2 separate regions of the Homo sapiens genome follow, and region 2 is linked to region 1. A link is a loop called in an ENCODE intact Hi-C map of the cell type or tissue named here. Cell type or tissue: GM12878. All regions are shown on one strand. Each heading gives the region's core, and the rest is flanking DNA. Links, peaks and the distances in the headings are about the cores only. Region 1 has its middle 64 kb from the start of FERMT1. Region 2 has its middle 150 kb from the start of CASC20.

What was found. A loop is a pair of places that touch in the nucleus more often than their neighbours do. Peaks named below come from ENCODE experiments on the same cell type or tissue, not always from the same donor. Only the 100,000 strongest peaks of a DNase experiment are listed, where the experiment ranks them.
Region 2: a loop joins it to region 1, with 2.4 times the contacts of the local background. A loop is called at or near these places in 3 of 110 quality-filtered maps.

The regions. Positions count from the first base shown.
Region 1 is chr20:6,179,253-6,194,915 of GRCh38, reverse strand. No RefSeq gene overlaps it. Among named protein-coding and RNA genes, the nearest start is that of FERMT1, 64 kb to the right of the region's middle. In GM12878, for the core only: a CTCF peak has its summit at 9,465; no DNase peak of the experiment used is centred there; H3K27me3 peaks cover 371 bases.
Region 2 is chr20:6,566,411-6,582,073 of GRCh38, reverse strand. No RefSeq gene overlaps it. Among named protein-coding and RNA genes, the nearest start is that of CASC20, 150 kb to the right of the region's middle. In GM12878, for the core only: no CTCF peak of the experiment used is centred there; a DNase peak (open chromatin) is centred at 5,913.

The sequences.
Region 1 (15,663 bases), core at 7,240-11,239:
TCTCACTGAGAATAATCAGGGAAATTCAAAATAAAACCAAAATGAGTTACCATCTCCACACTCGTCAAATCGGAAAAAATGTGAACCTAATATTTCAAATGTTCAGCAGAATTCAGAAAAACAGAAATGTATATATACTGCTGATAGGAATATAAACTGGTAAAACTATTTTTGGAAAACAATTTGGCAAAATGTCATACAAGACTACTTCCTGTATTCCTCTATGATCACTTAATAATTATGGAGTCTTAGGGAGATGGGGGCATCTCACAGGATTTCCAACTTTCTGTAAGTTAAAGGATGAGTAGAGGAAGTATAATGAGACAAACTGAGACAGCATGAGACAGACAGAGTTTCAGATACCTGTAGAACATTCAGCTGTCGATACCAACAGGCGGATGAACATGTTTCTGGAACTGAGGGAAGATGTCTGTACCATGGACAAAGATTTGGGGTCTTTAGTATGTAGGCTGAAGGAAACATAAAATGGAAGATCATAAGCCTAAATGCCCAAGAATGCATTTGTTTCACATGTGCATTATCTTAAAAGACAGGTGTTAAGCTAAGTCACTACTGGCTCCTGCTGATTTAAACACACTTGTTTCACCTGCTTGGGGTTAAGTTGGGAATTCTGATGTGGGTGATACAAGGAGTCATGCATCTGTTTAGACCACCAGGTGACCCCAAGTGCTTGGACTTGAACATTTAATTTTATAATACTCTCGGCTGGGCACAGTGACTCACGCCTGTAATCCCAGCACTTTGGGAGGCCAAGGCAGGTGGATTACCTGAGGTCAGGAGTTCAAGACCAGCCTGGCCAACGTGGTGAAACCCCAACTCTACTGAAAATACTATATATATTATATATATAGCCAGGCACTGTGGTTCATGCCTGTAGTCCCAGCTACTCGGCAGGCTGAGGCAGGAGAATCGCTTGAACCTGGGAGGTGGAGGTTGCAGTAAACCGAGGTCACACCACTACGTCCAGCCTGGGCAACACAGAGAGACTCTGTCTCAAAAAAAAAAAAAAAATTATTACTCCCATGACCTGCGAAAATAGACTACAATGTATATTAATTATCCTTCTGTGCTCATTCAAAATCTCATGCATTGGATACAATACATCAGATTTCCTTCTAAGAGAATTTTAGGGACTTTTGCAAATAGCCTGTTATGCTACCTGTGTATTACAGGACCAATATAGGGTTAAATCAGTAACTGACAAAGTATAGAATGCTACATCTTCTTACTTTGATGCCATTCTTATTAAAGTTTTGGCCTCTGTTTGGTATGCAATAAGAAAAGGAGTAGTGGAAAAAGAATTTGATTTGGATTCAGGATTAAGATTTAGTGAATGGGACATGCTTAATTTTGGAGCTGAGCAGGGCCAATATAAACTTTTCAGCAAATTCTAGCATTGTAGGGACAGTGCTTGAAGAATAAAAGGTAATAATTTAGGGCTAATAAAATAATATTAAAATTGATGTTATTCATATGGACATTGGGACCAATAAAGGATATTATGTTTAAAAGCACCATACAACTTCCCTACCTTTGCCTGGTTTCTAAGACTTGGAATTAAATTTCCACTTTGAACTACCTATGTCAGCTGTCTCCTTTTAGGGTCAAGTGAAAACAAAAGTAACATCTCAACCACCTGCCTCCTAAACAAGAAAAGATTCAGGATTTCATTCAAAAGGAAACTTATTCAGAAGAACAATGTCAGCCTTGGGTAAGGTCCCAGTTTCTTGGCTGGCAGTTCAGGCCTCCCCAATTCTCCAGTTTCTGTCCCTGACGCACTAACATCACTAATGTGCATTTTTTTTAAGTTTTTTTTTCTTTTATTATTATACTTTAAGTTTTAGGGTACATGTGCACATTGTGCAGGTTAGTTACATATGTATACATGTGCCATGCTGGTGCGCTAAACCCACTAACTTGTCATCTAGCATTAGGTATATCTCCCAGTGCTATCCCTCCCCCCTCCCCCCACCCCACAACAGTCCCCAGAGTGTGATGTTCCCCTTCCTGTGTCCATGTGATCTCATTGTTCAATTCCCACCTATGAGTGAGAACATGCGGTGTTTGGTTTTTTGTTCTTGCAACAGTTTACTGAGAATGATGATTTCCAATTTCATCCATGTCCCTACAAAGGACATGAGCTCATAATTTTTATGGCTGCATAGTATTCCATGGTGTATATGTGTCACATTTTCTTAATCCAGTCTATCATTGTTGGACATTTGGGTTGGTTCCAAGTCTTTGCTGTTGTGAATAATGCCTCAATAAACATATGTGTGCATGTGTCTTTATAGCAGCATGATTTATAGTCATTTGGGTATATACCCAGTAATGGGATGGCTGGGTCAAATGGTATTTCTAGTTCTAGATCCCTGAGGAATCGCCACACTGACTTCCACAATGGTTGAACTAGTTTACAGTCCCACCAACAGTGTAAAAGTGTTCCTCTTTCTCCACATCCTCTCCAGCACCTGTTGTTTCCTGACTTTTTAATGATAGCCATTCTAACTGGTGTGAGATGGTATCTCATTGTGGTTTTGATTTGCATTTCTCTGATGGCCAGTGATGATGAGCATTTTTTCATGTGTCTTTTGGCTGCATAAATGTCTTCTTTTGAGAAGTGTCTGTTCATGTCCTTTGCCCACTTTCTGATGGGGTTGTTTGTTTTTTTCTTGTAAATTTGTTCGAGTTCATTGTAGATTCTGGATATTAGCCCTTTGTCAGATGAGTAGGTGGTGAAAATTTTCTCCCATTTTGTAGGTTGCCTGTTCACTCTGATGGTAGTTTCTTTTGCTGTGCAGAAGCTCTTTAGTTTAATTAGATCCCATTTGTCAATTTTGTCTTTTGTTGCCATTGCTTTTGGTGTTTTAGACATGAAGTCCTTGCCCATGCCTATGTCCTGAATGGTAATGCCTAGGTTTTCTTCTAGGGTTTTTATGGTTTTAGGTCTAACGTTTAAGTCTTTAATCCATCTTGAATTGATTTTTGTATAAGGTGTAAGGAAGAGATCCAGTTTCAGCTTTCTACATATGGCTAGCCAATTTTCCCAGCACCATTTATTAAATAGGGAATCCTTTCCCCATTGCTTGTTTTTCTCAGGTTTGTCAAAGATCAGATAGTTGTAGATATGTGGCGTTATTTCTGAGGGCTCTGTTCTGTTCCATTGATCTATATCTCTGTTTTGGTACCAGTACCATGTTGTTTTGGTTACGGTAGCCTTGTAGTATAGTTTGAAGTCAGGTAGTGTGATGCCTCCAGCTTTGTTCTTTTGGCTTAGGATTGACTTGGCGATGCGGGCTCTTTTTTGGTTCCATATGAACTTTAAAGTAGTTTTTTCCAATTCTGTGAAGAAAGTCATTGGTAGCTTGATGGGGATGGCATTGAATCTGTAAATTACCTTGGGCAGTATGGCCATTTTCACCATATTGATTCTTCCTACCCATGAGCATGGAATGTTCTTCCATTTGTTTGTATCCTCTTTTATTTCATTGAGCAGTGGTTTGTAGTTCTCCTTGAAGAGGTCCTTCACATCCCTTGTAAGTTGGATTCCTAGGTATTTTATTCTCTTTGAAGCAATTGTGAATGGGAGTTCACTCATGATTTGGCTCTCTGTTTGTCTGTTGTTGGTGTATAAGAATGCTTGTGATTTTTGTACATTGATTTTGTATCCTGAGACTTTGCTGAAGTTGCTTATCAGCTTAAGGAGATTTTGGGCTGAGACAATGGGGTTTTCTAGATATACAATCATGTCGTCTGCAAACAGGGACAATTTGACTTCCTCTTTTCCTAATTGAATACCCTTTATTTCCTTCTCCTGCCTAATTGCCGTGGCCAGAACTTCCAACACTATGTTGAATAGGAGTGGTGAGAGAGGGCATCCCTGTCTTGTCCCAGTTTTCACAGGGAATGCTTCCAGTTTTTGCCCATTCAGCATGATATTGGCTGTGGGTTTGTCATAGATAGCTCTTATTATTTTGAAATACATCCCATCAATACCTAATTTATTGAGAGTTTTTAGCATGAAGGGTTGTTGAATTTTGTCAAAGGCCTTTTCTGCATCTATTGAGATAATCATGTGGTTTTTGTCTTTGGCTTTGTTTATATGCTGGATTACATTTATTGATTTGCATATATTGAACCAGCCTTGCATCCCAGGGATGAAGCCCACTTGATCATGGTGGATAAACTCTTTGATGTGCTGCTGGATTCGTTTTGCCAGTATTTTATTGAGGATTTTTGCATCAATGTTCATCAAGGATATTGGTCTAACATTCTCTTTTTTTGTTGTGTCTCTGCCCGGCTTTGGTATCAGGATGATGCTGGCCTCATAAAATGAGTTAGGGAGGATTCCATCTTTTTCTATTGATTGGAATAGTTTCAGAAGGAATGGTGCCAGTTCCTCCTTGTACCTCTGGTAGAATTTGGCTGTGAATCCATCTGGTCCTGGACTCTTTTTGGTTGGTAAGATATTGATTATTGCCACAATTTCAGATCCTGTTATTGGTCTATTCAGAGATTCAACTTCTTCCTGGTTTAGTCTTGGGAGAGTGTATGTGTCGAGGAATTTATCCATTTCTTGTAGATTTTCTAGTTTATTTGCGTACAGGTGTTTGTAGTATTCTCTGATGGTAGTTTGTATTTCTGTGGGATCGGTTGTGATATCCCCTTTATCATTTTTTATTGCATCTATTTGATTCTTCTTTTTTTCTTTATTAGTCTTGCTAGCAGTCTATTTTGTTGATCCTTTCAAAAAACCAGCTCCTGGATTCATTAATTTTTTGAAGGGTTTTTTGTGTCTCTATTTCCTTCAGTTCTGCTCTGATCTTAGTTATTTCTTGCCTTCTGCTAGCTTTTGAATGTGTTTGCTCTTGCTTTTCTAGTTCTTTTAATTGTGATGTTAGGGTATCAATTTTGGATCTTTCCTGCTTTCTCTTGTGGGCATTTAGTGCTATAAATTTCCCTCTACACACTGCTTTGAATGCATCCCAGAGATTCTGGTATGTTGTGTCTTTGTTCTCGTTGGTTTCAAAGAACATCTTTATCTCTGCCTTCATTTCATTATGTACCCAGTAGTCATTCAGGAGCAGGTTGTTCAGTTTCCATGTAGTTGAGCGGTTTTGAATGAGATTCTTAATCCTGAGTTCTAGTTTGATTGCACTGTGGTCTGAGAGATAGTTTGTTATAATTTCTGTTCTTTTACATTTGCTGAGGAGAGCTTTACTTCCAAGTATGTGGTCAATTTTGGAATAGGTGTGGTGTGGTGCTGAAAAAAATGTATATTCTGTTGATTTGGGGTGGAGAGTTCTGTAGATGTCTATTAGGTCTGCTTGGTGCAGAGCTGAGTTCAATTCCTGGGTATCCTTGTTGACTTTCTGTCTCGTTGATCTGTCTAATGTTGACAGTGGGGTGTTAAAGTCTCCCATTATTAATGTGTGGGAGTCTAAGTCTCTTTGTAGGTCACTCAGGACTTGCTTTATGAACCTGGGTGCTCCTGTGTTGGGTGCATATATATTTAGGATAGTTAGCTCTTCTTGTTGAATTGATCCCTTTACCATTATGTAATGGCCTTCTTTGTCTCTTTTGATCTTTGTTGGTTTAAAGTCTGTTTTATCAGAGACTAGGATTGCAACCCCTACTAATGTGCATTTTCTACATATGGAGATAGGCAAGAAAAAGGAATTGGATGTTGCCATTCATCTGACAAAATGCAGCTTGTCCTTGACCTGGGAAATCTCATTCTGTTTCTCGAGTGACTCAATTCTATAGATTCTGAAGAAGTGAGGGCTAATGCTTCAAAATGCTCCTGTCAGCCACCACCAGGTCTGAGCATACAATACAGTTGTATGGTGGCATCCAGTTGTCAACAAGCTAGGAAGAGACCAGGCCAACTGCTCACTTAGTGCGAGTATCCATAAATTTCTCTATAGATATAGACATGTATTGGATTGCAGATTTCTGCTTCAGTGTTAAGAAGTATGCAATATATTTACCATGATCAGTTTCTAAAATTCAAGGGTGTTGGATAAAACAGGCATTATGCTAGGTGCATACAACAGAAAAACAAATCAAGATGTGGTCCCAAGCCTCAACCCACATACACAAATAACTATATTACATCATGGAAATCTTGTGGAAGGCGTATCAAGTTCTCCAGGAATACAAATGAGGGAGCAATGACTTCTTGAGTGAGATGAAGGGGAAAGTCATGGAAGAGGTGGCGTTTTAGCCAGGTCTTGGAGAATGAGTAGGGTTTTCCAGGTTGAGACCCTCCAGCCATAGGCAATGACTTAGACAAAGCCCTTGTTTTAGGAGACATTGAAATGAATGTATGGGAAAGGGTACTAGAAAGGGACTTGAAACGTGGGAAGCCCCAGGTTCTTAAGGTCTTGCAATTTAAAGATTTTGGACTATAACCCAGTAGTTCTGAAACTTTAATGTATATTAGAATCACTAGGCAATCTTGTTATGATTTGGATTCAAGAGTTCTGTGATATGGCCAGAGATTCTGCATTTCTAATAAGCTCCCAAGTGACACAGGTGTTGCTGGTCTCAGCAGCACACTTTTGAAAACAAGGTACTAGAACTGAGCTACCAAGTACAGTAACCACTAGCCACATGTGCTAGTTAAACTTAAATTATTACTATTTACAATTAAAGTTAAAGCCTAACGAGACTCACTTGAACCTAGGAGCCAAAGGTTGCAGTGCAGTGAGCCAAGACCGCGCCACTTCACTGCAGCCTGGGTGACAGAGTGAGACTCTGTCTCAAAAAAAAAAAAAAAAAAAAAAACTTAAAGCCTAGTTCCTCAATCACACTAAACACATTTCACACTAAACACACTTCAAATGTTCAACAGCCACATGAGGCTAGTGGTGGCTGTATTGGACAATGCAGAAATAAAACATTCTCATCAGCACAGACAGTTCCACTGGTTATAGTGAAAGTTCCATTGATTCTAGAGGACAACACAGCACCATTAAGTACATTCAGAAAGGGATATAATACCAGCTAGTGAAAATAGCAACTTTCTTAACACATTGCTTGCCACGAGCCAAAAAACATTTGTGGTAGTTTTAAAATTTGTCCATAAATTCTTTTATACTCATCCCTTTAAGAGGTAGAGCCTCATTTCTAATGAACAAAATATGTAAAATGTGTCAGATGTGATGGTGTGACTTTCCAATCTCAGTCATAAAAAGCTACTGTGGCTTTCTCCTTGCTCTCTCTCCCTGGGGTCACTCGCTCTGAGGGAAGCCAGCGGCCATGTTGTAAAGACATTTTAAGCAGCCCTGTGAAGGTTCCTATGCTGTGAGAAACTAGAAACTAGGCTCCAGTCAACAGCTACGTGAATGAACTATTTTAGAAGTAGATAATCCTCCCGTTCCTGTTGAGATCAGTGCATCCCCAGCTAACATCTTGACTGCAACTTCATGAGAGACCCTGAACCAAAGTTATTCCCAAATTCCTGACCCATAGAAATGGTAAGATAATATCAAGCAGAGTCAAAATAATAATAAAAAAAGAAATGGTAAGATAATAAAAGCCATTAAGTTTTTGAGTAATTAGTTACATGGCAATAAATAGCTAATATACTATTGTAAGCACTTTGCATACTTTAACTCACGATAACCCTTTAATGGGACCTACCATCTTATCTGCATTTTATAGATGGGGAAACCAAGACAGAGAGGCTAATTAAGTTGTTTATGGTCACACATCCAGTAAGCATAGGAATAGAGATTCAAACTCATTAGGCTAGGATCCAGAGTCTTGCTTTCAACCACTACACTGCTCTATCTCAGATCGGTTAGAACACATTTCTGGGGGTAGCATGGAGGACAGCTCAGAGAGCCACTGAAGGAAAGAAGGCTTCCTCTTATTCTGGCTGCATTTTAGGGTCACCTAGAAAACTTTTACCAATGCCCAGCCTCACTCAAGATCGACTGAGGCATACAAAAAAATTAGCCTGGCGTGGTGGCAGGCGCCTGTAGTACCAGCTGCTGGGGAGGCTGAGGCAGGAGAATGGCGTGAACCCGGGAGGCGGAGCTTGCAGTGAGCCGAGATCGTGCCACTGCACTCCAGCCTGGGGGACAGAGCGAGACTCCGTCTCAAAAAAAAAAAAAAAAAAAAAAAAAGATCAACTGAGGCACAATCTATGAGGTGCTGACAAGCATTGTAGTCTTTAAACAACGTTCCTCCCCACCCCGGCTTCATGCCCAAATGATTCCAATGTGCAGCCGGGGTCAAAAGCCAAAGACAGAGCTTTGCTACTCCAAGTGTGGGCCCAGGAACTTGTTAGAAGCAGAATTTGTATTCCAACAAGATTGCCCAGGTACCTTTTATAACATTAAAGTTTGAGAAGCACTACTGTAATCCCTACCTCAGGCTATACCTGGTAATGGGCAGCAGCTGAACATCAAACAGGTTGACACATATGGTATTTGCTGCAGGAACTGAAATTGAGTGCATAGAGAAAAACCTAAGCTTAATATTTTATACAGTGGTTCTTCAAAATGCCAAAAAGATAGGAAGAAAGAAAACTTGAAGAGACAGGTGACAAAAGCAGAAGAGAACAAATAACTTTTTTCTGTGTCAAAGAGAAATAAAGAACTCCAGGGGGTGATCAGTAAAAATTAGGGTGTCAGAAAAGGCCTGCCTTAAAAGACAAAAAAATCAAACGAGACGGCAAAATTGCTTCTCATCCGTTTGAGGCCAGGGGTAACTCTATATTCACTGTATGACTTCGGAGGTTTTGTGAAAGGAATGTGAAAAACTGCTTTATTCTACCCTTATCTGTCTACAGTAAATAACATGCCAGTAAAAGTTAACAACTTAAAAGGGAGGGAACAGAACTTACTTTTGCCCTGTTCAGTTATCAGTAGTATAATTATAATTAATCCTCAGTTAAAGATGGCCAGCTTGATGACTTACCCATGGACTTTAAATTTTATCAGTGCCATCTGTCATTTAAAAAGCCAATCACATATGACATTTCCTCTTTCCTCCACAAGGCTTCCAGGAAGGTGGGAAGAGAGTGTCCTATCAATCTATACATGAGAAAATAAAGTTCTAGGGAGACTACTCGTAGCATCTTCTTACCTCAAAAGAGGGTAGTAGAACCCATGCCCCATATAGCTGCTGGGATAGTATAAGTTTCTACTACTTTCCCAAAAGGATGCATAACTTAAAAGGTAAATCCAAAAACACTTGCAACATAGATGGCAGTGTAACAGGTATTGTCAAACGCTGGAATCCATCTGATTCCCTGGAGGGCTTGTTTCAACACAGCTTCCCGGCCCCTATCCCCAGAATTTCTGACTTAGTAAGTTGGGCTGTAGCCAGAGAACTTGCCTTCCTAAAAGGTCCCCAGGTGATGCTGATGCTGCTGGTCCCAGGACCACACGTTGAGAACCACTGCAGTACAGCACAAAGAGCAACACTACAGCCTAGTGTTAAGGAGCTGGAACTCTGAGCCAGTGTCATGGTTGAAATCTCAACTCTGCTTCTTCCAAAATGTGTGACCTTAGACAGGTTACTTCACCTCTCTTTGTCTCCATTTCTTTATTTGTAAAATGAGGGCAACAGCAGGGCTATCTCTTAGAATTGTCATAATTATTTAAAATGTTAATTTATCTAAATGGCACAGAACAGTGCTTAGCAAATTAGAAAAGCTCTCTTAATGTCAGCCATTAACGCCAAAGCATGTTAAAAACAAAAAATTTATTTTTGTAGTAGCTTTACCCAGCATAATTAATCCATATTATTTACTTATTTTTTCAGTTATTTTATTGTAAATACAATTATCAATCTTGTTTGCAAATACTACATATAAAACAATAATCCATCAAATTGATACAGGAGATGAGCAGGGAAGTGCTGAGAGAAGGGCAGGGTCCCTGGCGAGGGTTCCACCCTTAGGCCTGTGCCCACAGACCTAGGTAAGAAAAGGCACTCATGCCTTCACGCCCAAATGTTGCATTTTCCAAGACCACCCTGGCTCACCACATCCCCATCCTATGCCTATTAAAAATCCTCGAGACCCTAGTAGGCACAGACCACAAGCAGCTGGATGTCAAGAGGAACACACTGGCAGAAGGGCACACAGGCAGCTGGACATCGAGAGGAGCAGAGGAGCAGAAGAACACACCGGCCGACACCAGCAGACACCAGCAGGCCATCGACCAGCAGAATGACATGGACACAGAGGGGAATTTGGCGGGGCGGGGGAAGTCAGAGGAGAGTCCAGCTGCTGAGCTGCCCAACTCCAGGGGAAAACCACCTTCCAGCTCCATCCTCCTTTCTGGCTCCCCATCCATCTGCTGAAAGCTACTTCCACTCAATAAAACCTTGCACTCATTCTCCAAACTCACATGTGATCTGATTTTTCTGGTACACTAAGGCAAGAACCCCGGGATACAGAAAGCCCTCTGTTCTTGAGATAAGACAGAGGGTCTCACTGAGCTAGTTAACACAAGCCCCCTACAGAGAGCAAAATTAAAAGAGCACCCTGTAACACACGCCCACTGGGGCTTCAGGAGCTGTAAATATCACCCCTAGATGCTGCCCGGGGGTCAGAGCCCACACGCCCCACAACCCATCCGTCTGCATGCTCCCCCTAGAGGTTTGAGCAGCAGGGCACTGAATAAGTGAGCCACACCCCCATGGCACGCACTGCAAGGGGGATAAGGAAACATTTCCCATATCAAAAATGAGAGAATAACATAATTTTCTGTGACTAAGAACATATTCCAGAAGGTATAAGCAGATTTTGTCCTAAGTCTGTAGCTACAACAGAATCAAAAGTGTTCTTTAAAATCACTTATACACTCTCATTATTAAACAAGAGTTTAATACATGCTATGGCATCAAAGGACTATGTCATGCTATGGCATGACAGGAAAAGGAAATGAGAATGTCAGGACAGAGCATTTTGGAGCAGGAAGAAGACGAAACCCAAGTGCAGGCTGAAAGACAATGGGACCCTTGGCCTGCCAGATCCAAGATGGCCACCCCTGCCTCCAACTCTGGGAGGCAAAGCCAGCAAAAGACCAACACCCAGAACACTGGACCTGGAATGAGCTAAGGGGGAATCGGCTAAACGAATTTAGAAAGAAATATTCAGATAGAGGGACCAGAAAAGGCAAACCCAGAGCTCTAAGAGGAGGAAGTGGAGGAGACAAATAGAAGGAACTGGCATGGTCTGAAGGATTCAGAGGCAAGAGTTTAAATCTCCCTGCAAGTTTTACAAATGTTGTACTTTCTATCAAAAAAAAATCACAAATGGAACTCTTGGCCCTTCATCATCTGGCCCTACATTCCTTCCACCTCAATTTCCTATTCCATCTTAACCACTTTTTGTCCAGTCAAACCCACTGCTTACGATTTTCCCAAAACATAAACTGATGCTACAGCAGCCAAGCCTGTGCTAACATTAGTCCCTGACTTGAAAGAAACTCCTCTTACTGAATCCTTTCCACCCTTTAAAGCCAAATGAAAATCCATCTTCTCTGCTTTCTCAAAGTAAAATTAATTTCTCCTTCCTTCATGCTTATTATGTTGTTTATTTTTAGTCATTCTGTTAACATATAATATCCTGCCTTATGGTATGGTAAACAGGTGCCTGCCTGCCTGCCTCAATCTTAAGTACTTGAGGCAAAGAACCAGCACTCTGAACTCAAGACATGGCTGGTAGTAGATGCTGCTGGGTTCTCTGAACTCACCATTCTCCTTCAGATCCAGACTTTCTACTATAAGTGCCTGTGGACCTGCCTCGGGGGCTTTGTCTTGTGACTAGATTGTGCTTGCCTGGGCAGAAAAAAAAAAAAGAACTATGGAATAAATGCCCCTGGGAACATCCCTCAGCCAATTATAGTCATGGACTGGTGGATTAATACCCGAAGCTCCCTTGTCTCTTTGACAGAACAACCCTGAGGTGCATGTTCTACACAGTCTCTGAGAGGTCCCCACCAGATTTGAGTCCTAGTTGTCTTGAGCTCATTAATGAACCCTGTATTGGCCCTCTTCCCAGCTCATTCTTACTCTCTACATTTTTGTTGGCATTTCCCAAAATCACCTCTCAAATAAATACCTGCTCTGGAATCCTTGTTTTGGAGTCTGTCTAGAGGAATTCAGTCTAAGACAATGCTGAATAAATATCACCATTTGGTTAGTCGACTTAAATTCATGGAAGAGGTGAGACCAAAAAGAAAGAGAAAACTCCAAGAAAGGAAGATAAATGTTAGGATAAATTTCCAGAGGCAAAAATGAACAAGTGGATGCTGAGATTTTCTCGGTCTGGAGGTTATAGGCTGGAGAGAGGGGCAGTCAAAGCTGAACAGGTAGACCACATGAGACCAGATTTCTAAATGATGGTCTTCCCCCATGAAATAAATGCTCAGAGGTTTTCTCATGGGATTTCTTTGTAGAACAGCTAAAAGTAATTAGCTTATTAAAGTTATTTTAGCATTATGAGATTAAGACATAGGTACTCTCAGGAAGTATATAAAAATATTCCAAAAAAAAAAAAAATCCTTCAGTTATAGGAGTGACAGCATGCTCAATGAGACTTTTTCTCATGTCTCAAAATTTCAGTGTAAATCCCAAAGCAAAGAACCGTATCAGTCAAGATGGGCAAGGTAAATCTATAGTAACAAACAGCCTCAAAATCTCAGTGGCTTAAAATAAAGATTTGGGGTTTTGCTTAGACAGCACGTCTAAGGTAGGTTTGTGGAAGGCTCTGCGCCATGTCACTCAGGGACTGTTTTCTTACAACTCCAATATTTCGAAAGCAAGTCTTTGCAGTTTGCCATTAAGGAAAAAGATGGGCTGGGGAGTGAAGTGCTGGCAATTAAATACTTCCATCCAGAAGTGAAATGTATGTTTATTATTCATATTTCAGAAAGTCACATTGCCACGACTAACTCAAAGGAGACGGGGAATTTTAGCCATCCACGTGCCTCCCAGTGGAGCTAAGGAGGGGGTTCCAGAAGATCAAGCAGAGGGTGAATCACTAGCCTCACGTATGCAAACCACAGGAGTTCCCAAGGGAAGGTACCCAACGAACCCATAAATGTGTCCCACAGAAGAGTCAGCATTTGGGCACCAGCCATCACAGTGAAAATGGTGGCCAACGGGTAAGAGAACTACACTGAACACCCACTTAAAAAAAAAAAAAAAAAAAATCAGGAAATGGGATAAGGAATGGGATATTAAAAGAATCAACCACCATTCCTTCCCCTTTTCCAGACCCTGAGCCATGAGTCTTGAGGCCTGAGCTATGGAAAAATAACATTTTTAACTGAATGCAAGATTGAACGTATTGGTGTAGCTGAGACTACATTTTATAATACAAAAATGAGATTGTTCTTACAGCTAAAAGTGAACAAAAAGCTGTCATTAGGAGAAGGAGAGGCAAGGCAAATGCAACAGAGAATTTTGAGGTCAGTAATGGATAGAAAATAAGCCTATTTCCTGTTTTGCTTCCATCAAGTTAAGCCCATTCAATAAACCAGCTATATAAGCCAAAACAAAATGTCATACAAATTCTTACCAGCCCATTCTTCTCTTTATGATAGGAAAATAGAATGGAGAACATAAATTGTTTTTTTCTGTTCTATATTCTCAATATCACTTGGCCTTTAGAAAGTAACTTTTCTTGAGGCTAGCTTTGCAGATATCTAGTACACTGTCATTTACAAATAGCAACAGACTCAACTAATTTGTTTAAACAAATACAACTTTCACTATTTTACATAACTAAAGTGGAGCAGCTGCAGGATCAGTTAATTCAAGGCTCAATCACATCATAACCCTCAAAGTCTGAGATTATCCTGGATTTCCCTCATAGTCACAAAATGGCTGCTGAAGCTCTGCTAACACATTCCCACTTGGCAATATCCAGAGATAGGAATATAAGCATATCTTTTTCTCTGCTCCCCTTTTAAGATCAAAGAAAACATGTCCAGATGCTCTCCAGCTGACTTCTTTTCAGTGCTATTGACAAGAATTGGGTCACATTCTATTCTTAAATCACTCACTAGAAATGAGAATAAAACTATCACTATTGGCTTGAATTTAACAAGATTCACCCTTGGGGACCAGAATGGACTGAAGCCCATAGCCACCTGATACATGAATAAAGTGTGTTCTCTTAAAAAAAGAGGAAGTGGCAACTGCTGATAGGCAACAAACACATTATGTAAAGAAAAGAGGACTATTTGCACTACCAAGTGAAAAGAGGTGCCGTCTCGGGTAAGGTTTCTGGAAGCAGTCTGAGACATGATCTATTGCAGGTGGGCTCTCAGGGAAAGGGGAGTGGGAAAAGCAGGATGGAGTAGGAATCGTGTTACGCAAGTAGGAGGTAGTCTCAGCTGGACTTTACTTTCAGCCTGATTTCATGGGGAACCTTGGAGTGTGCGTAATATCACAAAATTGTTTCTACCTTTGGGCAAAGGACCAACATTTTGTATCCCATTTTCAGTCTGTCATTGTCTGAATTGCTGGATGCCCCAATTTTGGTTTCTGCCCAAAAAAAAAAGATGAAGTAACTTCCTTCAATGGGGGACAATTCTCTGGAGAAAGAAGCAACTATGTGTCACTAGGCATCAACTTGTACATATGAGGATGTGTGCCCCAGTCCAGTAGAAGGGATCTGGGTGGAGCACTAACAGTATCTGCCATAGATTTTCTCACTGAAAATAGACCTGAGGACTGAAAAACTTAACCGGCTTCTAGAATGGCACTCTCCTCAAGATGCTTGGCACACTGAGCCATTCTGGTCTCTCCTGTAGCAGGACAATTACAGAAAGTGTGGTCAACCCAGGCCACTGAGCAAAATATCTGTGTTTCCTCTGAAGGAGCCCAAATCTACTACTATGTTCTAAGGTCCAGCAGTTAGCTCCCATGGTGCAGCCTGAGTTTCAGATACAGCTTCTAGAGCGTTTACCGGACATGGAACCCAAGATGAAAAGCATCACATATTCATACCTGCCCTGCTGCATTCTCTGGAAGGTGCTGCAAGCCACACAGTCAAGCTAACAAGCTCCTGAAACTGCTGGTTCTGACAGAGCCTTGTGGGTCTGAGTGGTCTCATCCTTGGGACAAAAGCAACTGAACTTGGAATGTTGCTTGCTTTTATCCAGTGGTGTCAGGCTGAAGTGAGGTCAAGATGCATCTCCCAGAACCTGTGGCCCAGTCTGAGACCCATGGTGTTTCACTCAATCCACACACTTTTAACAAACTTTCCACTGCCAGCAATCTGATAGGAAAAGGTTAAGCAAGTCTGCCGCTTTCAGATTTCACTCCAGATTTCCTCTGGGTTGAAGAGGGCCAAGTTACAATAATTCCTCCTTTTCACTAGAAATGGAAAGAGTTTAGAGAATACCGAGACAATGAACAAGTCTTTCCAAATAATCTATTTTTAAAATTGCAGGCAGAATTGCAATGTACAGATTAATTTCCTCCTAAAATATAGATGGAGTTTGAAAATAGGAAGAAAGGAAGCCTAAACAAATCAATTTTGGCAGAAGTTAAAACATTCGAAAACAACTTGAATATTCTAGCTGCCCTCTAGCAGGAAATGGAAAAAATGTGAAAGCCTACTAACAATTAATATTAGAGAAGTCAGTGCTTCTAATAAGAATA
Region 2 (15,663 bases), core at 3,947-7,946, 390 kb before region 1:
GATATCTACATAGGTAAATACCTCATCTCCTTCAAGTCTTTGTTCAAATGTCATTTTCTCATTAAGCCTACCACATTTAAAATTGCAAACTCGTAACTTCTCTTGTGCTTATAGATGTTAATAGCACTTATTTTAAATATGGTATATAATTACTTCTTCTCACAAAATGGAACAAAACCAGGAAAGCTGAGCTGAGTACCCTGAGGGAATAGCAGATGACCCCTCATTCTCAGAAGGCACAGCAGCTACTCTGTTTATGTCTCTTTGCTCCCAGGGTCTTCTCTTTTAAGATTCTGTCTACCGGTCACAGAATGCTCAGGTATGGGAAGGAAATGATTTTGAAAGCCATGTTTGGTTCTTGTAGAAGGCTTGGCAGAGAAGCTGTGTTTATTTTAGAGCATGATAGGTGTCATAAACAGATTTGATTTGATCCAACATAGATATCTTCAGTGGGAAGAAGGAAGACACTGGAAGCCCAGAAACTCTTTAGTAAGTTGGTGCCAGTACCAACCCTTTACCAGGGTAGATCTTTGCCCTGGGTCCTGCCTTTTAGAGAGCCCAACTCCGACCTTTCTCTGGCAAACATCCTTCAGGGTCAAGTGGATGACCCTTCGTGGACCCAACATCCCTCCTTCTTGGCCACACTTCGGACACCTGGAAACAGAATTCCCTACCCAAATGGTCCTGAGCTGGTATTCAGAACTTGCAGGGGAATCTTTCCTTGTTCTGTCCCCATTAGAAGTGGATGGTGTGCACCTATACAGGCCCAAGGGGCAGCAAGAGGCCATTGCATAGCAGTGGGGTGGCTGGAACTGTGAGATGGAGTGTGTGTACACCTGCGTGGGCTGTCCCATGTGGACAGAGTCAGGGATTAGGAAGAGAAAGAACCAAGCCATAGACTGGGCAGGGGACAGGAGAGGGGATATTATTTTACTTTTGTTCTGGCCCCAAAAGTGTGAGGGGTAGCCCTGGCTGGCACAACCCCCTGAGAGGAGGTAATGAGAGGATGAGGGAGAAAGAACAGTGAAGGGATGTTGTAGAAAGAAAAATCTTAGTTGGCTGCTTGCTGGGGGCTGCCCTGCCCCCATGTGGTATCCTGGAGGCTGCTTTTCAGGTCCAGTAATTACAGGTCTGGCCAAGGGATGGGATGGGGTGGGGTTGAGGTAAAGTGGGTGAGGTCCTTTGGGAAAAGGTGGTTAGATGTCTGAGGCTGCAAAACCCGGGTACTGGCCAAGTACAAGGAACAATGTTTGGCAGAGAACAAGGGGCGGGGTCACTCCTGGCTGCTGGGCCTGGCCAGGTGCTTGGTCTGCTATGGACGTGTGGGCATAAGTCCCACACTTTCCCCTGGATGAGCCATTTTTTTGGCTCTCTTCAAGTGAGGGCTGAGGTAAGAACACATCTGGGGATGCAGCTGACCTTTAGGGAGATGACCTCATCTCTGCCTCCTATTACATGCGCTCAAAGTGACTTTGAGAATCCCAGCCTTTTGCTCAGTAGCTATCTTAACAACATGATTCTCAGAAGCATCCTTGAAGGGTTGCAACCCACACTACCACAGGCAAAGTTTCTCCTGCCTTTTGGGGAACACAGAATGCTTCACTCTGAGGGGATGCAGGCTGAACTACATGGCCTTGAGGTCCCTTCCAAGGCTGGGATGGCAAGATATTTGCAGTCCTGGTCTTTCCTACCCAACGTTCCCTATCTTCGTAGATGTTTCTGTGCTGCTTTAGCATGTATTGACAGAAGTAGTGGTGCTCCAGGGAGCCATTGGGCTGCTGCTAATAAGGCATCATGATACATTCTGTAACCAGAGGTGGATGTTGATAAAGACTTGGTGCATTTTTGTGGGTTGCAGTTTGGCTAATTAGTACAATTAGATCATTCTTTTTATTCATGAATGCAGATGATTATATGTCATCTTTATTCTAGTTTGTGTTAAGATGTTGCACAAGAAAATAAGATAAGTCCCGAAAAATCCAGAACACTGAAGAGTCTTTCTTTTGGGAAGATTATTGTAGATTTGGCACAAAACTATGTATTGAAGCATTCCAATGCCTTCATGGGAGAATTCTTCTGGAACTCTTTATTTCCACATGTGGCCCAGGATCCAAATGTGGAAGGGCTAATTGTTGACCAAAACGGAGTCTCTGGAAAAGAGAAAGCAATAAGAATACGCAGATACAGAGTGAGGAAGTCTAACTTTATGAATAAAGTGATGAGGCCACTGCCTAGGTAACAGAGGGACAGGATAGGAGGGCCATCCTGACACCTGGCTCAAGGGAGGGGAAGGGGCTTCACAGTGGGCTTGGGCAGTGACAAACAAAGTCTTTTTCAGAGCAGTAGGTCTCAGGCACTTCGGCAGCGTGGTAGAGGTGACAATTCCAAAGGAGGCAGCCACAGTGGTGCTAGCTGCCCGAAGGTCTCAGAGAAAGCAACTAAGCCTACGCCATAAGTTGTGCAATGCAGACTGTCTTAAGTTTAGATTCTCCCAGAAACTGGTCACGAGACAAGAATGTGAGTACAAGTAATTTATTTGGAAGATGCTCTCACAAAACACTGGGAAAAGAAAGGAAAAATGATACAGGTAAGGGAAAGCAGTCAATAGAAGGTATGCTGTTAAGCAAATTACCACTGTGGGTAACTGGAGCCCAGTTCAACTGGGCATCTCTGGGGGACAGTATAGAGCATACGTTTCAGTCATCTGGCTCAAGAGGCAAGGGAGTTGAGTATCCACCAACTCCCATCAGTCACTGGCTGAAGGATTCTCCTAGAGAGTTTTACCTTCTCAGCATTTTCAGCCTGCCCTGCACAGATGGTAATTTTATTATTTATTTATTTATTTATCATGTGTCATTTTTTATTGATTAATTATCATTTATTTTATTTGACATTTATAATGATAAATTTTATGACCCTGGGTCATCAGACAGAGTTCTCAGTCATGGTGTCACGACTTCTTCTTCCTCCAACTCCGTCAACTCTCCCTCTCTCACCAACCTCAAAATGTCTGATTGAATTTCTTAGGGATGTCCACTCTGCCAAGTGAGTAACCATGATATTTATATTATTCAAAAGGGGTACAGTTGCAAAGACAGTGTTCTTAGAAAGGCCCTTGTCGGGACCACTAGCACTTTAATAGCTAGTTGCAGACCTCTAGTGAGGTTGAATAATTACAATCAAGGAGCTATAGCCGTTTCCATGACCGCACTTACATTTCTGCAGAAAGGCCCATTTCCCTCCCCATCCCCCATGACAGTTCACTTTGTATTAATTATAGATTACATGCTTCAGCCCTCTATCATTATGCTAGCACATTCTCATAAAGAATGGTACATTAACCATAAAAAAAAAAAGAAAGGCCCTTGTCAATTATCTTAGATACCCAGCCTTTATTCTTAGCCATTAGGCCACCCCCACCCACTGCCTGCCACCATCAGTGCTTTAGATGAACTCTCCTATTTAATCCTCACTAAATCCTATGAGTTAGATGCTCTTTTAACGATCAACTCCAATGCAAGGATGAGGAAAATGTGACTTGGGTTAAAGAGCTTTCCAAAGCCACACAGCAATTCATAGGCCTGTCTACCCACTAATCTAAGATTCTCTATGATCACATTCTCCTGCCTCCAGTTACTTTCAGATAATCCAGGGTGTCTCCATAGGATGGCATAGACACACCTGATGGATGGACTCCAAAGACGTCAGAGAAACAAGAAAACAAAAATTCCTCTTAGTATATTTTTCTAAAGTAAGAGTGCTTGTTAAACTGTAACATATGTAAGGAAAAGTGTCCAAATCACAAGTATTCAACTAACTGAATTTCCACAAACGGAACACACAGTGCAGGGTTCAGCAACAGGAACATAAGCAGAACTCAGTAGGCCCTCACCCTCTCCTTACCATTTTTACCATAAAGATCAAACGTTACTATTATCTTGACTTCTAATACCATGGATTATCACTGTATGATTTTGAAATTGTGTAAATGAGATATGTCATGTTATATTCATCAGATTCATCCATGTTGTTGCATGTAGCTGTATTTAATTCATTCTCAGTATCTCATGCATGAATACAGTACAATTTATTCATCCTCTCTGTTGTTCAAGGATGTTTGGGTAGTTTTCAGTTTGAGGCTATTGCAAATAGAAAATTTCTTACCCATGCCTTTTGGTGTACTTATGTATGCATTTCTGTTAGAGATATATATGTGGAGATATGGATATATATATAGATAGATATCCATGCATGCATTTCTGTTGGATATGTGTGTGTGTCTGTGCATTCTCTTGGATATTTATGTGTATTTGTGTATATATATGTATATATGAGTGGAATTTCTGGGCAATATGGTGTGTTCAACTTCAGGGGAAACTTGGATTCAAAAGTCAGGCTTCTCTCAATGAGCTCCCCTCCTTTCCAGGATCTGACTGCTTAGACAGCTTTCTGAGGCATTCAAACACGTGGTGTCTGAATTTTGTTCAGTTTCTAGTTTTTCTCAGCAGGAGGATTTGTCTACTCTAAGTTACAAGTATGCAAAAGCATACTCTTAATGCATTTTAATAATTTACTTACATGCACTTATTTAATCACACATCCTATTTAATGATGTTGAAATAACTATATAGACTATGTAGTTATTATGTAGTATAGACTATAGACAAAAACATCTAAATACAATTGATGTTGCAGTTATTGTGCTGCCAACCTCTTTCCTGACTCTGGTTTGTTTCATTGGGTTTGTATTTTCCACTGCCTTTGGAAGCTGTTTATAGTCTGTCCATTAATTTCAGATTTAGAAACAGATGCATGTTGAAGTATAGATGTTAAGTACCCAATTAGCACCTTTCCATCATTCCTTTGAATCATTAAATGTCCTGAAATCACGCCTCTCTTGCCCTCTGGCCTTTCAAGATTTCTTTTCTCTTGCTACTCTTTCCTGTGGTTTAGGTCTCATTTTTAGTTTGCTTTTGTGCATCAGAATTCCTTGGGGTAGGGGATAGAAGAGCTGTCAAAACACAGATTGCTGGGCCCTACCTTCAGAATTTCCAATTCAGCAGGGCTGGATGAAGCCCAATAATTTGCATTTCGAACAAGTTCCTAGGAGATTCTGATGCTGTTGAGCCAGAAACCACATTTTGAGATAGGCTCTTTAGAGCAATCTCTATTTTTCTCTAGTAATTTTGAAATGTCTTTTCAAAAGAAAGCATTGTGTCTACTCCAGCTGTTTCTAATTTCCTCATGCTGGATTGCGCCCATCAACCGGAGAGTGATAAAACATAGGATTTTAAAAGGGCTGGACCCATGTTCCTCCTGCATCAATTTTAAGAAAACAAAGCAATGGTATAAATAGTTAAACAGGTCCTTCCCCAATAACCAGGAATCAAAAGCTCCTTTTCAACTGAGTTATATTTAAAGGAGCTTTCTTTAAATTTTGGACATATTTGGGAGGAGGGGAATTAAACGGAAGGTTCCTGTACCACTCAAATCTCCCCCTTCCATCATTTAAAAAAATGTCATTTATGACTGCAGGCCTGTGAAGCCAACTTTATTTATAATTCTCAGTAGCCCTCAGGTTCTGGGGCAATCTAAAGACACAAGCCTTTCTTTGTTTTTACATGAAATATCTGTTGAATACACATTTTATGCATATTTGTCCAAATTTAGTCAAAACAACACAAACTCTCAGCTATCAGGAAGTGTATTCTGATGTACAGTAGGTAAAACAAACACGAGGTTGAATTCACACAATGGTATTCATGGCATTTTGTCAACTTTTAAACCTTTACAGTATGTGGTGTACAATAGCAGCCTGAAGTTGCAATGTGCTCCTCTGTAATCAAAGCCCATCTATCCGCAGAAGAGAAGGGTGCAAGGGACTTTTCCCTCGCGTCTGAGATGAAACAGACAGGACTGTTTCTCTGTCTCACTATGCATACTCGGGGCATGACAGTTTCCATGTAAGGGAAAACTGCTGCTTTTAACAGAAGATAAATTAAGCCCTGGGGTTAGAGTGAAACCTTTAAGGTCAGAATTCAGATGATAAGAGCAAATGGAGGTTTCCCCAGCTGTGTCAGAGAGCTAAGCAAGAGGTGAGGTTTATCGGCCTTCCTGCAATGGTGCTAATGAGTGATAAGGAGCTCTAATTTGAAGACGCCCTGGAGCTGTTAAAGTGTGCGTGAAATGCACACAATTCATCAGCAGAGCAATAATCTTCCCCTTACACAAATGGAAAAGCCATTTTTGTGTGCTTGGATTTCTGATCAAAGCCTAGGGGGAAAAGGGGAAAGAGAAACTAAATTTTAGAACACTTCGTATGTGCCAGGAAATATTCTCACCCTTTACCAAGGGTCAGTCAGCTGACAAAATCCTCATTATAACTTCCCAAATATGGTACCATGTTTACAGATGAGGAAACTGAGGCACATAGAAGTTAAATGACACATTCTGTGCCTCAGTTTCCTCATCTGTAGACAAAGCTGATAAATTAAGGAATAGATGTTTAAATCCACACCTGCCTGATTTCCATTCTATTATTTCCCTACTAGCATTGTTCATTCTTCAACATATAATATATAGGACACCCAACTGGCAATTTTTTTCAGGAAATACATATCAGAATGCCGATAAGCATTTTAGGTTGAAAAAGACCTGAGGTGATTCTAACCCATCTCCCCAACCTAAGGCATGCCCTGTGGCTTTACTCTACCCTGGATCAATTGAAAATCATTGGATACATGACAGTGGTGCTTTAGTGAAAAACCATTCGAGTGGGAACTTGGAAGTTTGGATCAGCTCTGCTACTGATAACTGCGTCATTTCAGGCAAATGACTGAAAATGCAACACTTGTTTAATCAATATTTAATTGTTGCACAAAGATTTAGTAGTAACACTTCCCATGTTGCAGGCACTATGCCAGCTGGTGTAGATAGAAGCTTGTATAAGCCAGATTCTTGGCTTGCAAGTTGTCCATGGTCTAGTGAGGAAGCCAGACATATAAACATCTTTGACATTCCCATAATGCAGTATGATAGCATGGATTCCTTCCTATAAGGGATTACGAGAACATGGTTCCAAAAGCTCTTGCTTCTGCCTCAATGGGCAGAGAAGTCAGGGAAACCTCAACAAGAAAGGAGAGAATGGAAGGAGTTTGCCAGGCTGATATGGTGAAGCGCAGAAGGGAGGTTCCATGTTAAGGGAATGGCATATGCAGACATGAGGTCATGTTCATGAAGCTGAATGCCATTTGCTAGAGTTGAATCATTAAGGACATGGCATGTCGTGCTACAGAGTTTGAACTTTATCTTGTAAGTGATGGTGAGACAGGGAAATTTTGTAGAGCCATGAGGTGGTTAAATTTATGTTTTAGGAAAAGCCCTGAGTAGTGTGACAAATGAATTGGAATGAGATGAGACTAGAGGCAAGGAAACCAATCCGGAAGCTGTTACAAAGATTCAGATAAGAGGTGATGTTGGCTTAATCTAGAAAAGGTGTGTGTGTGTGAGGTTCTGGTTTAAGAAAGTGCTGGTGCACTCAAAAGGTGCTGGTTCAGGAGACATTCTTAAAGTAGAATGACCATGCACGTTTCAGCAGTCAACATAATTTGAGAGAGATGGTAGAACAAACTGTGAGGACGTGGTTATGCCTGTTTTGTTCACTATTATGTATGCTACTCTTCACATAGTGTGAGCCACATAATAGTTGCTGCACGAAATATGAATGAATGAATAAATATGTGAATACATGAGTGAATGAGTGATGACTTCCAGGTCTTGGGTTTGGATGAATGCTTGGATCATTAACCAAAATAGGGAAGTAATAGGACAATTCATAGGGTATGAGAAATTGAATTTAGTTTTGAGTATTTGAGATATACATGAGAAATGCACTTGGAAATATGAACGTATAGTTCCAGGAATGGAAATTCAAGACTAAATATTATGGTTTGAAAGTCAGAGATATAGAGACATTATTTCAGTCTACTAGAAAAAATATTACCCAGGCAAAATAGCAAACTGCTCAAGCAATTATTTATTTATCTGCTGATTTATTCCAGATATATTTATTGAGAGTCTTGAGAGAATACTTTGCTTCAGGCTTTGGGCAAAGTTTAAGCAATGAATAGATTCTATTTGGTCTCTGCCTTCAGGATGCATATCACAGTTGCAGAGGCAGTTAAAAAAATAAGGAAACAGACAAATGAGGCAGTTTCAACTTGCCATAAGTACTGCAAAGGACACAAGTGGCTGAGACAGAGAATTAGAAAAGGAAGTCTTCTTGAAGGAGTTGACATTTAATTTAATAAAACAATGGCTGCAGAAGCCTTAGGTGTAAAAGCATTTATCTACTGTGCCCAAGAAATTGAAAGGTAATGGCACATGGCTAGAGATTAGTGAATGAGGTGGAAACAACATTTGAAGAAGTTGATCAGATAAGAAGGAACTAAGTTATCCAGAAACTTTAGGATTTGAGTGAGAATTTCAGTTCTAAAAGCAATGGAAAACCATTGAAGGGTTTTAAGTAGGGAATTATTTAGATTTTTGTTATAAGGTTATACTTTTTAAATGTTAAAAATGAATTGTATGTGTCAGAACTGAAAATAGATAGGTTGAAGATGGTCTCTACCTGCTACTTTATGGGAAGATATAGAGAATGAGGCAACATGAAAGGTGTGAATATATTCTGAAAAACAAAACAAAAAATTATAGATCTCTTTGTTTATGTATATGTATGTATGTGTATATATATATATATATATATAAAATGTAAAATTCAAACAGAATATTTTAAGAAGATATAGTTGTAACATAGAATTTAGTAAAAATGTTAGGTCAGGGAGTAAAGAAATAATGCTAATATTATTAGTATTAAATTATATTTCAGAATCTTTAAAAATGATTATCCATCTTGTTAATATCTAAGCCTCACTTTTTTCAATTTTTCTTAGTTGTTTTTTGAATGTGTCTCTTAAGTAGCTTGGGTTTTACAAATTCAGTCAATTAATCCAGAACCTTGTAGGAGGTGAATTTAAACTGTTTATATTTGTTTTAATTACTAATATATATGGGCTTATTTCAGCTATCTTATGTTTTTATACTTACTAAGATTCGTTTGCCTATTTGTTCTCATTTCATGCCTTCAGTTTTACAATTTCTTTAGTTTTCTCTATGCTAGTTTGGAAGCTGCGCATTATACAGCCAGTCTGTTCATTAACATGCACAGGTAGCTTTACATATTTTAACAAGCTCTGTAGTTAATCAACATCTCTGTCCTCCTAGCAAGGTAAAAAATGTATATGGATATTTCACAGTTCACTTCGCTTTAAGCACAAACTAAGTCAGTTATTACTATTATCATTCATATTACTAAGTACAATGGATTTACCAATATATTTCACCAGTTTCTGTGTTTATAACTGTGTCATGCATCTTATTTCCTTGTCTATAAGGTATTATCTTTCTTACTAGAATTCATCTTTCAGTTTGTTCAACAAGGGTGCTGGATTTTTTATGAATGTTACTCTGTTTCACTGTCACCTTGAGTGAGAGTGGCAGACTATGTAAAATCCAAGCTTAACAGTTACTTTCTTTAGCCCTTTGACTATATTACCACACTGTCCTCTAGCACCCTGTGTTGCCGATGAGAAATGCATCTTATTTTTTTATTTTTTAAAAACTAAAAACAAAAGTAACTAAAATCCTTTTGCAGGTCATCACTCTGAAGAGCTGTGTTTTCTCTTTGTGTAAGAAAACAGTGATAATGAGTTTCAAGTCTTATGAGCTGCTGTGTTGAATCTACCTGCCAAAAGAGAGTCCGTGATTGTCTAAAATGCTTCTCCAACCACCCTGGCAGCAAAAGATATCTTGCTTTACAAGTTCTCTATAGTTTTACAGATGTTGAAAGGGCTAGGAAAAAGTGATCAGCAAGTCACAGAAAGGTAAAATTGGAAGAAATTCTGCAGTTAATTTACAGATATTTGGCAGTGCCTCTGGTCGGTGACAGAGCCAGCAATAGAACCCAGTCTCTTGGCTTTCAACTGTGTTCTTTGTACAACCACAAAATGTTCAAGACTGAGAAAGAATTGCCACAGGAGACCTCCTTCTTGCTATGTATAGACACTCTGCTCTTCTAGAACTGGCCAGTCTTTTCTTGTCTCCCTACTTAAGCAGTGGTGTTCAGAGTAGATACATTATATCAATTTTCCTAATTATAAGAATCCACTAAGACTAAAAGAAAAATATCTGAAATTCTCTCAGCTCTACCTACTTTATTTTTTTTGGAAAGTACACGTTTTAATATGGTGTTTTTCTTGAACCACTCAAAAGTGCAAGGGAAAATGCTTTTTAAACACTTAAGTAACACACTTGTACCAAGATGGCATTATTTATTTATTTTTTAAATTTTAGCTTTCATTTTAGATGCAGGGGGATATATGTGTAGGATTGTCACATGGGTATATTTGACCCAGGTGGTAAGCATAGTACTCAATAAGTAGTTTTTCAACCCACAACCCCTTCTGTCCCTCCCCACTCTAGTAATCCACATGGTCTATTTTCTTCATGTTTATGTTCATGTGAGCTCAATGTTTAGCTCCCACTTATGAGTGAGAACATGCAGCATTTGGTTTTCTGTTCCTCCATTAATTCACTAAGGATTATGGCCTCCAGCTCTATCCATATTGCCACAAAGGACATGATTTTATTCTTTTTTATGGTTATATAGTATTCCATGGGGTATCTGTACCACATTTTCTTTACTCAGTCCACCATTGATGGGCACCTATGTTTATTCCATGTCTTTGGTATTATGAGTAGAATAGTGATGAACATATGAACGCATGCATCTTTCTGATATAATCATCTATATGCCTTTGGTTATATACCTGGTAATGGCATTTCTGGGTCAAATGGTAGCCCTGTTTTAAGTTCTTTGGGAAATCCCCAAATTGCTTTCCACAGTGACTGAACTAATTTACATTCCCACTTACAGCGTATATGTGCTTTCTCTGCAGCTTCATCAGCATCTGTTGTTTTCATTTTTTGTTTTTTTTCTTGTTTTTGACTTTTTAATAATAGCCATTCTGACTGGTGTGACATGGTATTTCATTGTGGTTTTGATTTGAATATCTCTGATAATTAGTGATGATGAGCATTTTTTTCATATTTGTTGGCCGGTTGTAAGTCTTCTTTTCAAAAGTGTTTGTTCATGTCTTTTGCCCACTGTTTAATGGGGTTATTTGTTTTTTGCTTGTTGATTGATTTAAGTTTCTTATAGAATCTAGATATTGGACCTTCGCTGGAGGCATAGTTCGTAAGTATTTTCTACCATTCCATAGGTTGTCTGTTTACTCTGTTGATGGTTTCTTTTGCTGTGCAGAAGCTCTTTAGTTTGTCCCACTTGTCAATTTTTGTTTTTGTGGCAATTGCTTTTGGGGACTTAGCCATACATTCTTTGCCAAGGTCAATGTCAATAAGAGTATTTCCTAAATTTTCTTCTAGAGTTTTTACAGTTTGAGGGCTTACAATTAAATCTTTAATCCATCTTTAGTTAATTTTGTATATGGTGAAAAGTAAGGATCTAGTTTCATTCTTCTGAATATGGCTACCCACCACCCTCTATTGAATAGGGAATCCTTTCCCTATTGCTTGTTATTGTTGGCTTTATCAAAGATCAGATGGTTATAAGTGTGCACCTTTATTTATGAGTTTTCTATTCTGTTCCATTGGTCTATGTGTCTGTTTTTGTACCAGTACTGTGCTATTTTTGTTACTGTAGCCTTGCAGTATAGTTTGAAGTTGAGTAATGTGATGTCTCCCAACTTTGTCCTTTTTGCTTAGAATTGCTTTGGCTATTTGGGCTCTTTGTCGGTTCCATATGATTCTTGGAATAGTTTTTTTATAATTCTGTGAAGAATGATGTTGGTAGTTTGATAGGAACAGCATTGAATTGTAGATTGTTTTGGGCAGTATGGCCATTTTAATGATATTGATTCTTCCAATTAATGAGCATGGTATTTTTTCCATTGTTTGTGTCATTTCTGACTTCTTTCAACAGTGGTTTGTAGTTCTCCTTGCACAGGTCTTTCACCTTCTTGGTTAACTGTATTCCTAGGTATTTCATTTTCTTTGTGGCTATCATAAATGAAATTGTGTTCTTGCTTTGACTCTCAGCCCAGACATTATTGGTATATAGAAGTGCTACTGATTTTTGTACACTGATTTTGTATCCTGAAACCTTGTTAAAATCATTTGTAAGTTCTAACAGCCTCTTGGTGAAGTCTTTAGGGTTTTCTAAGTATAGAATCATATTCTCAATAAAGACAGACAGTTTAACTTCTTCTTTTTCTATTTCAATGCCTTTTATTTCCTTCTCTTGCCTGATTTCTCTGGTAACACTATGTTGAATGGGAGTGATGAGAGTGGAATATCTTTGATTTGTTGCAGTTATCGAGGGAAATGGTTTCAGCTTTTGTCCATTCAGTGTGATGTCGGCTGTGGATTTGTCATAGATGGCTCTTATTATTTTAAGATATGTTCCTTCAGTGCCTAGTCTGTTGAGGTTTTTTACCATGATGAGATATTGGGTTTTAACAATGCAAAAAATCCATCCAAAAGATCAATGAAACCAAGAGTTAGTTCTTGAAAAATAAGATTGATAGACTGCTAGCTAGATTAACAAAAAAGATCCAAATAAGTACAATCAGAAATGACAAAGATGGCATTATAATTGATCGCACAGAAATAAAAAAGATAATCAGAGAATATTATAAACAATTCTATGCACACAAATTAGAAAATATACAGAAAATGGATAAATTCCTAGAAATATACAATCTCCCTTGATTGAATCAGAAAGAAATTGAAACCTTGAATGGATCAATATTGAACTCTGAAATTGAATCAGTAGTAAAGAACCTAGCAATGCAAAAAAAAAGGCCTGGACCAGATGGATTCAGAACCAAATTCTACCAGACATAAGAGAAATACTGGTATCAATTCTACTAAAACTATTTAAAAAAAAAAAATTCCAGGAGGATGGACTCTTCCCTAACTCATTGTATGAAGTCAGCATCAGCCTGATACCAAAATCTGGCAGACATGACGATGAAAGAAAACTTCAGGCCAATATCCCTGATGAACATAGATACGAGAATTCTCAATGAAATACTAGCAAATCAAATTCAGCAGCACATTAAACAGTTGATTCACCATGATCATGTAGGCATTATTACTGGGATGCAAGGTGGATTCAACATATGCAAATCAATAAATATGATTCACCACATAAGCAGAATTAAAAGCAAAAACCATAGGATCATCTCAACAGACACAGAAAAAGCTTTCAATAAAATCTATCTACTTTACCTTTGAGACTTTGTCTTCAAGTTCCCACAACATCTGGGTAGAAAGCTTAAGGATTCATCTTGATTTTTGAGATATGCTAGGAAAGACAAAAATATATTGCCAAAGAATTTAATGCTGATATTTGGTGTTCCATATGCATAATATTCATATTCATGGCATTTCCAGTAGAATTGTGAACATAGAATAGGTACTTTCAGCATTATTTTGTCAAAAGCATTGTTTTAATATCAAGAACTCTTGCTATATCAAATAAACATTGCTATTATCAAAATCAAATTATGATTTACATATCTTGGATTTTTTAACTCAAATTGTTTATCATTATTATTCAGAATCTAATCACTTCTCACTAACTTCAGTGATACCATCCCAGTACTAGCCACCATCCTCTTTTTCCTGTGTTATTGCAGTAGCCTGCAAATTGGGGTTCTGGCCTCCTTTCACTTTTCTCAATCACCAGCCCCAGTGATGCTGTCAAATCAATCAACTGCTCAAAATGCTCCGCTGGTTTTTCATTTCACCAGAATAAAAGCCACAACAATTTTAACAGCCTACAGGACTCCACTTGATCAAGCTTTCTATCACCTTGCTCACCTCACCTTCTCTTCTCCTCCTCATAACCCACTCTAGCCATTCTGGCCTTCGGGGTATTCTTAAAACTCATTAGATGTGTTCCCAACCCCTGGGCCTTTGCATTTGCTGTTTCCTCTACCTGAAACTTACTTCCCCCATTTTGTGGGCAGACTGTTTATGTCCCCCAAAATGTATTTGTTGTTATTCTGATCCCCAATGTGATGGCAGGAGGAGATAAGATCATGGAGAGCTAATTAGGTTAAGAGTGTGGAGCCCTCATGAATGGGACCAGCACCCTTACAAAAAGAGACACAATAACTTGCTCTCTCTCTCTCTCTCTCTCTTTCTGTTTCTCTCTCTGTGTCTCTCTGCTTTCCACCATGTGCAGTTACAATAAGAAGACGGAAATTCGCAAACCAAACACTGAATCTACCAATACCTTGATCTTGGACTTTGCAGCCTCTAAAACTGTGAGAAATGAATTGTTGTTTGAACTACCTAGTCTATGATGTTTTTGTTATAGCAGCCCAAACTGACTAAGACACCCCACCTTTGTACATGGCTAACTCCCCTACCCCCTTCAGGTCTTTTATCAAATTTACATTATCAGTGGGGTCTACAAACAAAATACCATTTCAGAATTCCCCATATTCCACCTTGCAGCTTTTGTCTTTGCCATAGAACATACTATATGCTTTATTAAAATAGTCTTTTTTCTTCTGGAGTGTAAACTGGTACATAGTAGGTACACAATAAACATTTGTTGAATGAAAAGCTGAATTAATAGATTGTTTGGACAAGTACTGTGCTAGGTGGTTTGTACATCATTTAATTCTTAAAACAATTCTGACATGGTGATACTATTAACTTGATTGTACTAATGGGGAAATATCAAATAACATTTCAAAATTCACTCAGCTAGTGAAATCTGGAAAGTGACACCGGGGCCTGTGTTCTGGTAGCTTCTTCCCTGTCTTTTGCACTGAGAAGCTGAAGATCAAGGTTGCACTCACAAGCAGGATGACACATGAAACATGGCAGAATGAAGCATGTTTCTGGAGTGATGTGTAAGTCTATGGAACATGACTCACAGAACTCCACAGCGCAGACTAAAGGGAAGCAGATACTTCTCTCCTAGTTTTCATCACTACCTTGCGTAAACCCCAAATGTCTGTCAAATGTCTAAAGTAACACAAATATATATTAATCATCTGAGAAGTATGCAATTTCTAGTATGTGTATGTGCACACTTTATAGTTGCCTACTTAGGAAATAACCATGAGAGAAATACATAAAAGTGATACAAATATATAGTTATCACCTGAGAAGTATGCAGTTTCTAGTATGTATATGTGTGTACTTTATAGTTGCTTCCTTAGGAAATAACCATGAGAGAAATATATAAAGTATATGCATTTTCCCTATGGAACAACATATGACTCTGAGTCTATTCTTTAATACTCATACATTATCTGTGCTTCAATTGACACTTAATGGGGTCTTGCTCCTTGTTGAGGGGAAGATACCACAGACCTTTCCTAAGACAGGAGTGACCCTTTCTTCTGACCTGCTTATAGACAATCTCTTGCCAACAATGTCTAAAGCTGTCTCTGGGAAGGAAGTGTTGGGAGAAGTGGGCAAGGGAGTGAATTCCTTCTCACACTTGATGATACAACACCTTTGGGTCATGTTGGGTCAAGAAAGTGAGCTGAAGAGGCCTAT